2 separate regions of the Homo sapiens genome follow, and region 2 is linked to region 1. The links are chromatin loops, found by intact Hi-C in ENCODE. Cell type or tissue: endothelial cell of umbilical vein. All regions are shown on one strand.

Region 1 (8,000 bases):
TTAAGATGCATCTCAGTTCTTATTATTTTTTATAGTAATCTTTCTTTTAGAACATTAGAAAATATTGGTCTCATCTCATTTTTGCCATCCTTAATACTTATTCTTTGTACTGTACATTAAAAAAAATTCTCATGACTAAATAGTGAGTTTCTACTATATCCCAGGTCCTGTCATAGATGCTGTGGCTAGAAAGAGTAAACAAAATAGAATTTAAAAAAATTTCATGGAGCTTACATTTTAGTGGCAGAAAACAGATGCAAATAAGAGTATTAGAGTTCTATCAGAATCAGAACTACTAGGAAATACATATGATTAAAATCATATATGTAGAATCTGACCTTACACAATTGTGCAGTGGAGGGACCAAGGAAAATTGGCATCTACAAGAATGAGCTGTAATCCATGAGAATGAACTAGAATCAGGACCAATCTCTTCCTGGTTTCAAGGGTTTAGCTTTGATGATGGAGGTGATCTGCAAGAGAAGCTGATGCCCTTTGTCACAGACTTAGGGATTGTTGAAGTTGAAACAGAAGATCTGGGATGACTGAAGAAGCTATAGATCTGGCTACTGCCCCACACTTACAAGACAATTAGTAGATAAGTGATAACTTGCATGATCTGCAACATTGCCTGATGCCCCACACTGACCTTCCAAGTGTAAAAAGTGTATGCTGCTTTACTTTGATTTGCCAGGTCTCATACAAAATGTCTCCTGTGGTCTTTCTGAACGTGGAATTATTCAGGGAAGGGAAGGGAAATGTAGGACTAGCTTAGCTAAACTAAAGTAGAAGCCAATCACAATATGTAAATTATATGGTATGTTAACGTCAATGAGTGCTGTGGAGAAAAACAGCACAGAAGATGAGAAGTGTTTGGAAGGTAGGAATTACAATTTTAAAAAGGTGTTCAGGGGAAATGTCATTCAGAAAGTGACACAAGGTCAACAATTTGAAGAACATGAGGGAGCAAAACATGCAGACATTTGGAAGAGGAATATTCGAAGCAACCAATGCTTTCTCATTGGGGCCATACTTGATACAGTAGGCAAAGTTCCCAGTGACCTCACCTCATGTTATTCCTTCCTTTATGTAATCTCTTGAATGGCAAAGTGGTGAAATGTGAGACCAGGTATTAAAACCTGACTTGTGTTTTGCTACCACTTCCTCTTGTGTCTTTCTGTATTGCTTGCTTTGATCTAGCAAGCTGCTATGTTGGAGAGGCCCATGTGGCAAGGAACAGAGTTGCCTCTGGCCAACATCCCACAAGGAACTGAGGCTATCAGACCAGTAGTCCATGAGGAATTGAATTCTGTCAACAACCATATGAATGAGCTTGGAAGTGGATCCCTACCCAGTTGAGCCCTGAGATGACTATAGCCCCAGCTGTTGATGGCAGCCTGGGAGGGACACTGTAGCAGAGGATCCAGCTAAGCCACACGTGGATTCTTGACCTACAGAAAGTGTGTGAGATAATAAATTCTGTTGTAAGCTACTACATTTTGGGATAATTTGTTATGAAAGAATAGATAACTCAGCTTGGCATGTTCGAAGAATAAAATTTGGACCAGTTTGGCTGGAATGAGGTAAGCAAGTAGGAAGTGAAGTTAGAAAGGTAATGATAGGCTACCTATGGCCTTATAGGTCATTATACAGTTTTTAGTTTTTTTGGAATAAGTTGGATAGCCTTTGGAGAGTTTTGAGTAGAATGACATGATCTAACTTAGGATTTACATGTTCTCTCTCAAAGCTCTGTTTAGAAAAATTCTAGGGTAGCGATGGAGATAATGGTAGAGCAGGGAAAACAGTTAGGGTAGTGCAATAATAAGATGAGCTATTGGTGTTGGGTTAGTGGTAGCAGTGAAAGAAATAAATGATTCAATTCTGGAAATATTTTTATTGTAGAGCTGACAGTATTTGCTGACAGATTGGATATAGTAAAGTATATAAGATAAAGGGATTCTAGGCTATGAGAAAAATGACTAAGGTTTTTGGTGATTTGCTGAGATGGAGACTGCAGGAAGAGCAGGTTTTCGGGGAGAAGTATTTAGGAGCACAGTTTTGTATGTTATGTTTGAGATGCTTTTTAGGCATCCAAGTGGAAGTGTTGAGTAGAGAGTTCAATATATGAATATGGAGGTCTGGGGAGAGGTTTGGCCTGAAGAAAGAAATATGTGAATTGTCAAACTATGGATGGTATGTAAAGCCATGAGATCAGATAATTGTACCAAGGGAGGAAGGATAGATAAAAAGTAGGATAAGAAGCCAGGTGCAGTGGCTCACACCTCTAATCCCATCCCATCACTTTAGGAGGTTGAGAGAGAAGACTCTTTGGAACCTATGAATTTGAGACCAGCTTGGGCAAATGGTGAAACTCCGTCTCTACAAAAAATTTTTTTAAAAAATTAGCCAGGTGTGGTGGCACACACCTGTAGTCCCAGCTACTCGGGAGGCTGAGGCAGGAGGATCGCTTGAGCCCACGAATTCGGGGCTGCAGTGAGCTATGCTCATGTCACTGCACTCCAGCCTGAGCATGAAACCAAGACCCCATCTCTTAAAAAAAAAAAAAGAAAGAAAAAAAGAAAATAGGATAAGAAACTGAGCCTTGGAGCCTGTCAATATTAATCTACCAGGAAAAACAGTAGGAACCTGCAAAGGATGTTGAGAAGTAATTTAAGGAGAAAAGCCAGCAGAGTGTGATACCTTAAAAGTCAAAAAAGTTTTTCAAAAGAAAGTGGTCAATTGTTTATGATACAAGTAGGATGGAAGTTGAGAAATGACCATTGGAGTTAGCTATATGAGGGTCACTTGGGACCTTGTTGAGAGTAATTTCAGAGAGAACAGGAGAAGTATTGGAAATCATGGATTCGGAACAACTATTTTGAAGAGTTACACTGTAAAGAGGAAGAAAAATGCAGCAATATCTGGAAAGGGATGTGGGATCAAGAATGGGTCATTTTTAAAGGATAGGAGAACTTAAAGTATGTTTGTATTCTGATGGGAAAGATCCAGTAGAAATGGAAAAACTGATGATGCAGCAGATATGTGATGAACTGCTTAGGAAATGAGATGGGATCTAGTGCACAAAAGTAGGGGTTACCCTAAGATAATAGTTTAGGCAGTTCATCTATAGAAATAGGAGTACATGGGTACAGGTGCTTGTGGATGAGTGGGTGGTGTGAACTTTGAATGTTCTCATCTACTAATGTTTTTTTCCGGGGTAATAGGAAACCAGGCCATCAACCGAGAGTGAGGATCGGGGAGAGAGTGTTGGAAATTTGAGGAGAGAGGAAAAAATATAATTAGGAGATGGCATCAATAGACTTGGAAAAGTAGTGGGTTTCCCCGGTCACATTAGGAGCTCACTTGAGTTCTTGTAATGAATTCAAAGTCAAATCTCTAGCATGATTGTGTATTTTCTCTTCATCATGCTCAACTGCATAGGTGCTGGTATGGAGCTGACAGGGAGTTGGAGTTAACCAAGTTGCAGTTTGCCAAGAGAGTGAGCAAAGTGATAGAAGGGAAAAGGAATGCATGCAAGGGACTGGTTATATTGATTTACCATGACATTTAAGTTAGACAAGAAGAGATGCTAATACTTGAGAACAGTGAGGGACATTGATAATGTGGTTTAAGTTGGATCCATGAATTTTGAGGTGATGGTGATCCAAGAATTTTGGAGCTGGGATTTTAGAGTAAGTGTTTGACATTGTGAAACATTTATAATATAAATTTATTGAAAAGTTTGGCAAGCAACATTGTGAGCCTTTTATGGTTTAGCCTGAAAAATTGGATTGCCTATGTGTTCTATGATCTCAAACTGGCCTCCAGCACTTTAAGAGTGAACGCCTGACTTGGTTGTAGAAGCTTGCACGTCAGTGAGATTCTGCACTTATGTTTCATTAAATATTTAACATCTCAAAAGCTTGACTTTTTCTTTCTTTCGAAGATGGCTTGTGGTACTTGCTTTAGTCTATTTCCTAGTGAGGCTTTTTTTTTTTTTTTGGGCTTACTTGCCTTTATGCAAAATAAGAGTGTTATTTATTTTAACATTTAATATGGCATATTAAAAGAGAAGATCTTGTTTTGGAGTATTCATAAACTAACAATTTAAAAACATCTAATGCTTTCATCCCATATCAATTAAGATAATTTGAAAATTTAATGATCACTTGTTAAAATTCTCCTTTTTCTACACACAATATAGATTACAGATGTCTTAGGATGTCAAACATTTACTCTAGTACCCCAGCTCCAAATTACTTTGGCCCATTATCCATAAGCATTATAAATATCTGTATTAGTGGGAAGATAAGCTTACGTTTATGTAAAACTTGATGGAACGAAACAAAATCACATGAAACAACAGTTTTTATGTGGCCACTAGATGGCTCTGTTACACTATTATTTAGGTATATGTTTAAATCCCTTTGAATTTGTTACCTTATTATTTAGGTATGTGTTTAAAGCCCTTTGAATTAAATACATTTGTTCATTGTGCATGCATGTATTAATGTATATGTGGATAATAACATGAAAATGTCAGCATATCTAGTATCTCTAAAAGCCTATCCTCTGGACTCTAGTTTTATATGATGAATGTCTACAGTGAATATTGAAAACTTCAGGTTCTACCAGAAAGGAACAACTTTCTCCAGATGCATATTCTAAACATACCATTGGAATACACCAGACCTTTTTAATATGTGAACTTGATATACAGATTTTTAACATACTGAATTCATCAATTAGAGATTTAATTCATTTCCTACTGTCTGAAGTAGTTAATACACTGTTAATGTGTTGTATATCAAACTAGACAATGATTCTGTTGGAGAAATAAAATATTTCTGCCCAGTCTACTGGAGGGCAAGAATGTAGTCATATTCATCTTACCTGCAGTAGTACTTTGGAACATGCTCAATGAAACGTTTGTTGAATGAGGAAGCCAGGATGATAAAAGTGAAAAAGAATTCTGGGAAATTATACATAATGTACAGAAGGAAAAATGAATGCAGGGTAGTACATTTAAGCAAAACTGGCAAACTTTTTTGAATGTAGCTTAGTATATTACGGCAAAGTCGACTAACTCTTTTGGCCTCAGGCACATCTTACCTCTCTCTTTGCCAAAAAGTTTAAATTAAGTCTCCCCGCTGCAATAGGACTATATTTCAAATTTTATAATGGAAATCATTTCAGAGAGAAAAATTCTATGGCAAACTTTGAAACTAATTCCTATTAGTTAGTATTTATAACTGGAATAGGTCTTCACTGTCTCTACCAAAAAATACAAAAATTAGCCAGGCGTGGTGGCAGGTGCCTGTAATCCCAGCTACTCAGGAGGCTGAGTCACGAGAATCACTTGAACCTGGGAGGTGGAGGTTGCAGTGAGCCGAGATTGTGCCACTGCACTGCAGCCTGGGTGACAGAGTGAGACTGCATCTCCAAAAAAATAGAAAATCAAAAACGTAAAATAAAAGACTTCAGATGCTATATAAGAATAAATCCAATTTAAGTTAAATGATGAGAGCACATAGACACATAGAGAAGAACAGTACACACTGGGCCTACCTGAGGGCGGAGGGTGGGAGGAGAGAGAGGATCAGGAAAAATTACTATTGGGTAGTAGGCTTAGTACCTGGGTGATGAAATAATCTGTACAACAAACTCCCATGAAACACATTTACCTTTGTAACAAACCTGCACATCTTGCACATATACCCCTGAATTTAACATAAAAGTTTTTTTAAAAAAACATGCTATGGCTGATACATGCTATAGATGAAACTCAGAACCATGTCACTAAGTGAAAAGAGGCCAGACACAAAAGACTACATACTGTATGAATCTATTGATATGAAATGTTCAAAAAAGGCAAATTTACAGTGACAGAAAACAGATCAATGGTTGACTGGGGCTGGGTTGGGGGCAGGGCTTATCTTCAAATGGGCATGAGGAACCCCGTCTATCAGCCTTCTATCTGGGTGTCAGAGATCTTCTGACATCAGATCGCCATGATGGCTATTCAATTCCATTAATGACTCAGCAGTTATGAGATGTACACTTCACCTGGGTGAGTTTTACAGTAGCTAATCATACACCCTCAAAAGGTCTATTTAAAAAGTCATAAATGAATAGATTAATTTCCACCTTCCTGGACAGTGCTCAACCAGCCTTTCCATATTCACTCTTTAAAGTTCACTCTGTCACCGTGTATTCTACCTGTAACCTGTTTCTGGATTCTGCATGCTAACATTGCGTTGAGAATTGTGCCTCTTTATTCAGGAATATGATTGGTCTATAGATTTGTTTTCTGCCATCTTTGTAAAATTTCAAACAAAAAGTTTAAAATAAATGTCATACTTACACTATAGAGAGAAAAATAAATATATTTCATCTCCAAATGAACAATCATTAAAAAAACCTTCAACTGAATATGTAAGACGTGTTAGTAGTTATTTCTTAATTATATAAGTAAAACTATAGAAAACTAAGTAGAATAGAACCAGATAAGTGACTTTTGTATTTCTCTAATTTAAAACCCTTTTATCAGGATGATAATTTATGTAAATGGGCAGTATTTCTTAGAAAACAGAAGGTCTAGAAAGAAATCTCTGCAATTGAGGACTTAAATTTGATAAAAGCCATACGAATTTTGAAATACCCACCATTCTTTATAGCACTGAACAGAACTTACTGAAAAGGACTAAGAAAGTAAATTATATAAAATAACACAAAAGGGTTCTGAAAATAATTATTTACAGTATCTTTTTTTTTTTTTTGAGAGTCTTGTTCTGACGCTCAGGCTGGAGTGCAGTGGCAGATTTCGGCTTACTGCAACCTCCGTCTCCAGAGTTCAAGTGATTCTCCTGCCCCAGCCTCCCAAGTAGCTGGGATTACAGGCGTACGCCACCACGCCTGGCTAATTTTTGTACTTTTAGTAGAGACGGGATTTCGCCATGTTGGATAGGCTGGTCTCCAACTCCTGACTTCAGGTGATCTGCTCACCTCAGCCTTCCAAAGTGCTGGGATTACAGGTGTGAGCCACTGCACCTGACTACAATTATTTACAGTCTCTAAGGGAGATAGTAGTAATGGTGATAACTAATGTTTATTGAGTACTTATGTGCTCATTAACTCATTTAATCCTAACAATTGTATGAGCGCTATACAATTATTGTCTCTAATTTACAGATGAATAGATTGAGGCACAGAGAAATAATGTAATTAACCTAAGGTTTGAAGTGGATTTGAATGTAGTCTCACTGGCTCAGAGCCCATGCTCTTAACTGGTGTTGTGTGTAAAGGGAGAAAAATGATACTAGGTATAAAATAAGTCTGAGCTTTGCTACTTGTGTGACCTTGGGAAAATTATCTATCCATTCCAAACCTGTTTCCTCATCTGTAGAAGGAAACCAGCAGTATCTTCCTTTTGGTATTATTGTTAGGATAACTTATAAGAATTATCTGGTAATTATCATTTAAAAGTTAGAGGTTTTGTTTTTTTGTCCTACATTTAATAATTATTTTGCTAATTTTAATTATTATTTAAAATTGAATTTATTTTTTGTTATTTAGAAGACAGTTTTAAGTCTTTGTATGATTGGGGAAATATATATTTTTGTTAATCGAATTTATTGATTTTTATGAAAAGTTATACTTTTTTCTAGCACTTAAATATAAGAACATATGTATGTTAAAACTGTCATGTCTTTTCCAGTTACTTATTGTGAAATTAATTCAACAAGTATTTATTGAGCACTTATTATTTCAGAGACTAGACCCATCGATGTGGGGATATATTGATGAAAGAAAAGACAAATAGTTTGCTTTCGAGAAGCTTATTCAAGTAGGAGAAGACAAAAGATCTAATAAAATTGGTAAACTACAGAATTAGTTATAAGATTTTAAGTGCTATGGTTCAAAAAAGATTAGTTCGGAGTAATAGGAATCAGGAGTCAGGGAAGGGAGGAAGGGGTGAAATTTTATGTAAGGTTGTCAGG
Region 2 (8,000 bases), 1.9 Mb after region 1:
ATGTCTTTTGGGTCCTCATGCTTGCCTGCACTTTCTTTCTCCTGCTCTTTGGTATTAATTACATTAAGGCCTTACAGGAGTGCAAACTGTGAGTCCTTTTAAGTCCCTTTAATTATTCAAACTTGTGAAATTGTTGCAATTTAGTTCTCCAATTATCTGCTACCTCGAAACCAAAGGGGATACATATCTTTTGCAGAGGAAAGAAAATTGAGGTTGTGAGTGGTTATAGGAAGGTTTAAAAAGCAAGGGTTGTGTCAGCCTTTGGAATCCTACCAAATTCATTGCACTCCCCAGCCTTCCATTTAGAGTCTTATTTTATTTTCTTGCCCTACTTTTCTATTGCCTACTGGAACTATAATTTATCCAAGATAATTCACTTAGGGAAGACATTCCTCTTTGATGCCTGGTTATTCATGGCTTATTTTGTCTTAATCTACTTTTTTTCTTTTTCTAATGAAATTTTCCAGCCCATTACCTAGCTGATTGCTGTGGAAGGTAAACTGCTATAGCCTCTATGGTAAATAATTTGGCATTTTCTTAAAATGTTAAACTTATTGCTATTCTGAGATTCAGCAGTTTGACTGCTATGTGTTTACTTAGGAGATTTTTAAAAACCTACATTCATAAAAGACCTGTATATATTCATAACAATCTTACCTATATTAACCTCAAATTGGAAGCAATCCAAATGTTCATGAACAGGGTTACAGATAAACAAATTGTAATGTACTTACACAATGAGATGCTTCTCAACAATTAAAATGTGCTGGTAAATGCAATAGGTAAATGAGTGAGAGAAGTCAGCCACCCAAGATTACATATTATGTTATTCCATTTACCAAGTTCTTGATTAGTTATAATTAATCTATGGTGAGAGATACAGTGAAAAAAACACCCAGATTAGAATATAGGGAAATCTGCCTGGAAATAAACACTGGGTGTCACTCCAAGTGTCAGGCTCCAGCCCAAGCTGAGGACTGAGGGAAGTGGGTGGACAAGTGACAGGCAGCTGAAAGAACACTCAAGCAATCATAGGGAGTTTTGACATGGCTTTATTCTCTCTCTGGGCACAAGCAAGCCAGCCATATGTACAGCATCAGTAGGGTAGCTGTACCTTTTACAGACAATAGTGACTCTGAGCCAAGCATGAGCTCATGTGAGTGGTTACCTAATGCACCTCAGATGGTATGGTTACATAATGTGCCTCATGTGGCATGGTTACATAAAGAGCAGAGTCGTGTGCCTGTGTTCCGAACCCGCTGAGACATGCTGCACTGGAAGGCTGCCTTGGCAGACTCCTGACTAAAGCACAGCCATTTCCCTTATACTCCACCACCTCAGCTGAGGGCATCCTCCAGGCAGGGACATGTGCCCATAAGGCAGAGCCCCGAATTCATAACCCACAACAACAACACAGAGAGCAACAGCTCACTACTAGGATCCCAGCTATGCTACTTGTGACTATTAGGGCCCAGCAAGAGCCAGAGCCTAGAGATGCCCACCATCTCTGCAGGGGGTAATCTTGCAGATTAAGGCTTTTGACCACCTTAATCTCCTGTGAGACCCTTTGCAGGGCTGCTGTTATGTTCTGCCCATTGTCAGGAATAAAGGTGCAACATTGTGTTCCTAAAAGGGCACAGGTGCCTCCTTGGGCAGCAGTTACTATGTGTAAGGCCATTCAGTTTTGTAACACCATTTTTCTCATCTGATCAACCTCATCCATTAACAGCAAGAGGGCTACTTAGGTGTAATTCAGAGCCCAAGCGGTGTGCTCTGCAAGAGAGGTAACTTGTGCTTCTACAGTTAGGACACCGGCTCCAGGGATAGTCATTTCTAAGGGGTAGAACCACCAGGGGGCTCATCACACTTGCAAAAACCAAGAGCGTACCACCTCCCAGTTATGTGAGTGTCTGGGCAATGTGGGGAGAACAGTGGCACGTACATAAGACCACCCCCATGTACAACAGCCAGTCCAGTTCACTGGTAAGACCACCCTGTGTACCCACAGACTCATAAACTCCCAGGGGGCACAAAGTCCATCAGAGCCTGACCGTGGTGGGGCTGCTTGCTATACCATACCTTCAGTGTGGTGACATGTGTTATGTTTGCACAGGTCGTAAGGGGCATCCATCCCACAGTGGCGGTACCCTAATGCTGTTCTATGCACCATGTTGCTTGGGTCAGGGGTACTACATGTTCCCCCACTAGCCAGTCCCACCCATCATAAACACTATGGGCCAGCCAGGAGGTGGGTGTACCATGGGTCTTGCAGTGTCCTTTGTCCAAGGCTAGCCATGTTGCGTTCCAGGCATCGGTCATGGGACCCCAAATCTCCAGCCATGTTCAGTTCTCTGCAGACCCTGAATGTATGTGCTGAGGCAAGCCATCTGCAGCTGCTGCTGGAAGGGCAATGCAGATCCAACTGTTGGAAACATTGGTTACCTCAGTGTAGTCGAGGGCCCAGCCCACAATGCAATCGGAGCATGTTAACCAATGGTCAAAATGACAGAGCAGGCACAGGTACTAACAGAGGTAAATCACATCCCTCAGGCAAAATACAGGCTAACCTTTCATCCTGGATAAGAATGCAGCCACCAAAGGTTTCTGCACTGGGCGATGGTAGCACATTTTCTCGGCTCCCCATGATTACTTTGGGTCCTGTATATATGCCAAAGTCACAGGAAAGCTCATAATAGGACATGCAGACAGTACATATGTCCCCTGGAGAAGGGTTCCCCCCCGACTGTTCCCCTATGAACAGTCAACTGTGAGGGACATGTATTGAACACCCAAGGAGTTTCATGCAAGTCATACTGTAGGCCCTCTACCCAGGGAGCTTTGATGGCCAGCTACCAGGAGTGGGGGGCTTTGGTCCATGTGGTCCATGGTCACAGCCAAGTTTTCTGTTCTCTTGCCTACCATTCATCTCCACACCTGGTTGTGGGAGGTCATCCTTCCTCCCATAAGTTTTGCCACATAGCTTGGCCCCACATGGACCAGTGACCAAGTGGCCACTTCTGTATTTTCCAGGTAGGTAACCACAAGGTTAAGCCTCAAGAGACCACCCAGCTATTGGTACAGATTGTCATAGGTGTCACCTCCTTAGTGATCACCATCCACACTGATCTAACTTCAGCCCATTGGCTACTTTGCCCATACTCAGTTTCAAACCGTATGGTGTCAATATTAGGTTGGACTGCAACAGTTTTCCAGGAAGCAGTAGTATCTTGGCTAGACCCATCTGTGTACCATGACCCACTGGCAATAGGGGGGCTCCCTTCCTTAAATGGTGCTGGCTTGGGGTCTAGGGGTGCCTCAGGCCCCATGGCCTTATCTTGCATTAGGACTACAGGTCCCAAGACCTCTTGCAGCTCTGCTTCTAAGGGACTCATACTCAGAGTACTCCGCTGCTCAAAGTACGTGTCCCACTTTGCTAAGGTGGATGTCTGCGCTGTCCCAGTCCAAGGGGTCATTGCCCATGAATGCACCCATCCCACTATAGAGTATGTTGTCCGCATGACAACTGTAGCCTATCTTGTCATGCTCTCATGAGGCTGAAGGGCGGCATATACAGCTGCTGTTTCTCTGTCAAGAAATACCGGAGCTCAGCTGCTTTCCAAAGTTGGGACCAAAAATCTACTGGCATTCTAAAGGGCTCCGTGCACTGCGAGGGGCCCCAGCCAAAACCATCTGTGGTCACATGCACATGCAGCTCAAATGGGTGCCCCTGGTCAACTTCCTGTAGGGCTTGTGCCTGCTGAATAGCCCAGCTGGCTGCTAGGAAGGAGGTCCCAGCCGCACCATTCCAATCCCAGGAAAGAGGAGCATTGCCATTTCTAAATCTGCAAAATAATCAGAAGTTAACATAATATCACCCATGACATATAGAGACCATGACATATAGTGAGGCTATGCATATAGCCCTGCGGCAACACTGTGAAAGTCCATTGTCATCGTTCCATGAAGGAAAGCTATTTCTGGCTCTCTAGAGCAATGTCAATTGAGAAGAATGCATTGGCCACTATGTGGCCACTATTGTTCCACTATAGTGGTACTGTTCCAATTTCATCATAAAGTGGTCCATCAAGTCCGTGATAAATGGGTCAGCTGCCAAGCCATGTAGAATGTCCACCCATAGAATGTATCTGTGCTAGTGTCTACCAGTGCCAGCACTTGCCGTATGTTGGTGGGGGACAAGTGGATTGCTAATTTCACATGTGGCCTCCAGTCGTCCGGTGTTTTTCTAAGCTGGTCACCTTGGCCAGTTCCTTAATCAAATAGAAAAAGCTCTACACCCGCGCCCAGCTGCAGCAAATAATCTTTGAACTGGAACTCCCGGGAGGGACCTGGTCATGCAGCATTACCCTTCTCCTGAATGACTTGCACCAAGTCTGTATACGACTGCCATCTACTGACAGTTTTGAGTATTTCACCGGCATCGTTCACAGTTCCTGTGGTTGCCCATAGCCTCTCAGTCAGGGTGTGGTCACCTTGCCCTTGTTCCAGCCAGCTACTTACTTGCAGCCACTGACGAAAGAAGGGATGAGTTGTGATAGAGGCCAGCTTTTCCATCTCAGAGGTGGAACAGCATATACAATCTGCCCCCTCGTTTCACAGACAAAGCATCCAGGTGGGCAGGGGTTTCCTGGACGCTGGTAACACTGTTTCTTTAATTCCCACACCTCCCCGCGGGACCCCTTAGGGACTAAGCAGGCAATTCCTGCAGCACAGTCACAAATGCCCAACCAACTGCTGGCAAAGGCTGGCTCCTTCTCGATGCTCTGTGCTTCCAGCTGCTTCAGTGCCTTCTCCATGCTTGTGGGGGACCCACCTACCACCACCCAGGTTTCCACCAGAGCCCATCCAAGCAGCACAGATGCTTGTAAGCACAGCCTATCCAAGTACCACAATCCATGTTGTGGCCACATGGCTGACCTGGAATCAACAGGGGCCAAAGGCTCACTCACTTTGGCATCCTGTCGACTATGTCAAGTGTCACACCAAGTGTCAGATTCCAACCCAAGCTGAGGACCGAAGGGAGTGGGTAGACAAGTGGCAGACAGCTGAAAGAACACTTGAGGAATTGTAAGAAGTTTCAACATGGCTTTGTTCTCTCTCTGGGAGCAAGCAAGCCATCCGTATGTACAGCATCAGCAGGGTAGTTATACCTTTTACAGACAATAGTGGCTCCGAGCCAAGTGCGAGGTCATGTGAGTGGTTACATAATGCGCCTCACATGGAGTGGTTACATAATGTGCAGAGTTGTGCACCTGTGCTCCAAACCTGCTGAGTCATGCCACATCAGAAGCCTGCCTTGGCCTACTCCTGACTAAAGTGCAGCCATTTCCCTTACACTGGGGAACTTTAGTGATGAAATGTTCTCCATCATTCTTTGCTTTATTTTTTTCTTTTGTAAGTTTCACATTTCCATGGAATTAGCAAAATTCATCAAATAGAACACTTAGAACTGTGTGTTTTCTTTTTTGTATACTTTGAGTTTCCATTTTAGCATTTTATTTTTTATCGTATATAAATTGCACCTGAACTTTTAAAAAAATAATAAGAATGAAATAAAGCAAGCAGAGAACCAAAAGTAAGGGGTTATAGTAACCTATTTTACTTCCCACCACAACAAAAATTAAAGGAAATTAAAAGGATTTTTTTCAGTGTTACTAGATGTGGTTTGACCTATATTTGAGTGCTCTAGATTACTGAGGTTAGGAATATTTGTACTACAATTATGTAAAAAAGTGTGTATGGAGGAGACAGAATAGCCAACCAACATTTGGATGGCATCATGTTTTAATATCTTTGTTTAATATGATTCAAAGCATCATACATAATTGCAAACAATATTCCTTTTAAGGATGAAACTATCTGCAGATATATCTGTTTTAAGCAATTAGTGCACAAACCAATGTCAATTGAGAAATTTGAAATTAGGTCAACTATTTTTGTTGCTTGATTCCAAGCAACCAATTTTACTTAATTTTACATAAATTTGTTTGCTATTTGTCACACTCTACAAACATTTGCTTTTAATTCTATTATCTAGAAGAAAAAAACTAAGAATGGGAAATATTTTTAAAAAATGAAGGCTTGCTATGATTCTACAGAAAACTCCTCTCAAATTATAGATTCTTTTTGTAAAAGAAAGTCTCAAACACAGAGTAATAATAATATAGAACTATATTTCCTATAATTCACAACTAGTTGACTTGTGCTAAGTTGTATTCTTTTCACCTTCTCTAGTATTAAAGAATTCACTTCAGGATTAATTGTCTCCTCATTCCTTCTAAGAAGTTATGTTCTGAATAAAAGTGACTGCCTGGGCAGGCTGAAAGGTGGATTTTAGAAAGCTGACTCAAGGATTCTGGGAATATTTATGAAAATATGTATTCTAACATAGGAGTTAAAAGCATTCAGAGTCTCAAAAACGTTGGTTTCTATGAAAATAATATTTTTGGTAATTTTTACAGTGATATTTCATATCCACATTACTCATTCACTGCCTGTAGAAAGATCTGAGGGTATTGCTCTTTGCAATTTATCAACAGCCCAATGTTTCTGAAGACTTACAAATAATTTATTTTTCTTTACCAATTGGTAAAGCTATAGGTGAGGAAGAATAGTCAAAAGGTATTTAGGAAAAGCACTCCCATTATATACTTAAGAGATGAAACCAATCTACTCTGAGCCAAAGAAAGCAAAAAATAAATAAATAAAAGAAACACAGAAATGTTAAGCATTTCTGCAATGACTTAACATTTTTTTAAAGTCTGAGCTTTTTCATACCCTCACATCTCAAACAGAAGAATGATTTCTTCTCATAATTACTTAATAATTGAATTCTAATAGTGGTATAATATTATCCAGAACATAAGGATTAATTGTCATATAAAAGATAGCTCGCTTCACTAAATGGGCTATGTAACTAACCCAAGGTCACTCCTTATCAACATCCTTACACACATACACACATACACACACAAACACACACACTTTCACATATTCATGAACACTCTTACACACACTCATACACACGAATGTAAACACACAAGTCTCAGGAATTTCTCAAGATACTGGCCATCACTTTTTATCAGTTTATATTATTTGTAGCATACTTAATAAAAACTTAAATGTATTAGATACATTTAATAATTATTAAATAAGTGCAGGTAAAATATCTCATAATATTTTTCAATATAAAATTTGTATTAGAAACTGCATCTGGTTCCTCCAAAACTAGAACTAGTGTGCTGTTTTTTGTTGTTGCTAAATGAATATAACACAATTTTGGAATTTGCACTCCTAAGTTTATAAGCACTCCAAATTCATTTAGTGAAGTGTCGCTGTTAATAAATACATATATATTTACATACACCAACACAAAATCCAGGTCAGAAAATGCAATAGATAGGGCAGAATTTTTTAAAACACTTTATTTTTTATCTTTTTGTCCTGTGGATATTAGCCAATAACAGTTTTTAATAGATGCCATAATAGATTTTGACCTCATTTGTGTTCAATAAGTACTTGTTGAATCAATTAACAACGGTAGGAGGCAAAAACTAGTTTTGTGAAAGTTTGTTTTTGAAAGCAATATTCAGAAGTATTTTTGTGGAAGAGAAAAATATTTCACTATTCTTTTCAGCTATAAAGATCAAGCACCAGGCCGGGTGCAGTGGCTCACGCCTGTAATCCTAGCACTTTGGGAGGCCAAGGTGGGCGGATCACGAGGTCAGGAGATTGAGATCATCCTAGGTAACACGGTGAAACCCCATTTCTACTAAAAATACAAAAAATTAGCCAGACATGGTGGCGGGCCCCTGTAGTCCCAGCTACTCGGGAGGCTGAGGCAGGAGAATGGCATGAACCCGTAAGGCGGAGCTTGCAGTTAGCCGAGATCGCGCCACTGCACTCCAGCCTGGGCAACAGAGCGAGACTCCATCTCAAAATAAATAAATAAATAAACAATCAAGCACCAATTAACCACAAGC

What was found. Hi-C counts contacts between places; a loop is a spot of excess contacts. Peaks named below come from ENCODE experiments on the same cell type or tissue, not always from the same donor. Only the 100,000 strongest peaks of a DNase experiment are listed, where the experiment ranks them.
Region 2: a loop joins it to region 1, with 8 times the contacts of the local background. A loop is called at or near these places in 6 of 110 quality-filtered maps.

Annotation. Positions count from the first base shown.
Region 1 is chr4:118,267,016-118,275,015 of GRCh38, reverse strand. No RefSeq gene overlaps it. Among named protein-coding and RNA genes, the nearest start is that of SNHG8, 7.7 kb to the left of the region's middle. In endothelial cell of umbilical vein, a CTCF peak has its summit at 4,357 (motif pointing right); a DNase peak (open chromatin) is centred at 4,395; H3K27me3 peaks cover 1,630 bases.
Region 2 is chr4:116,355,194-116,363,193 of GRCh38, reverse strand. No RefSeq gene overlaps it. Among named protein-coding and RNA genes, the nearest start is that of MIR1973, 59 kb to the right of the region's middle. In endothelial cell of umbilical vein, a CTCF peak has its summit at 4,412 (motif pointing left); DNase peaks (open chromatin) are centred at 4,423 and 5,223; H3K27ac peaks cover 358 bases.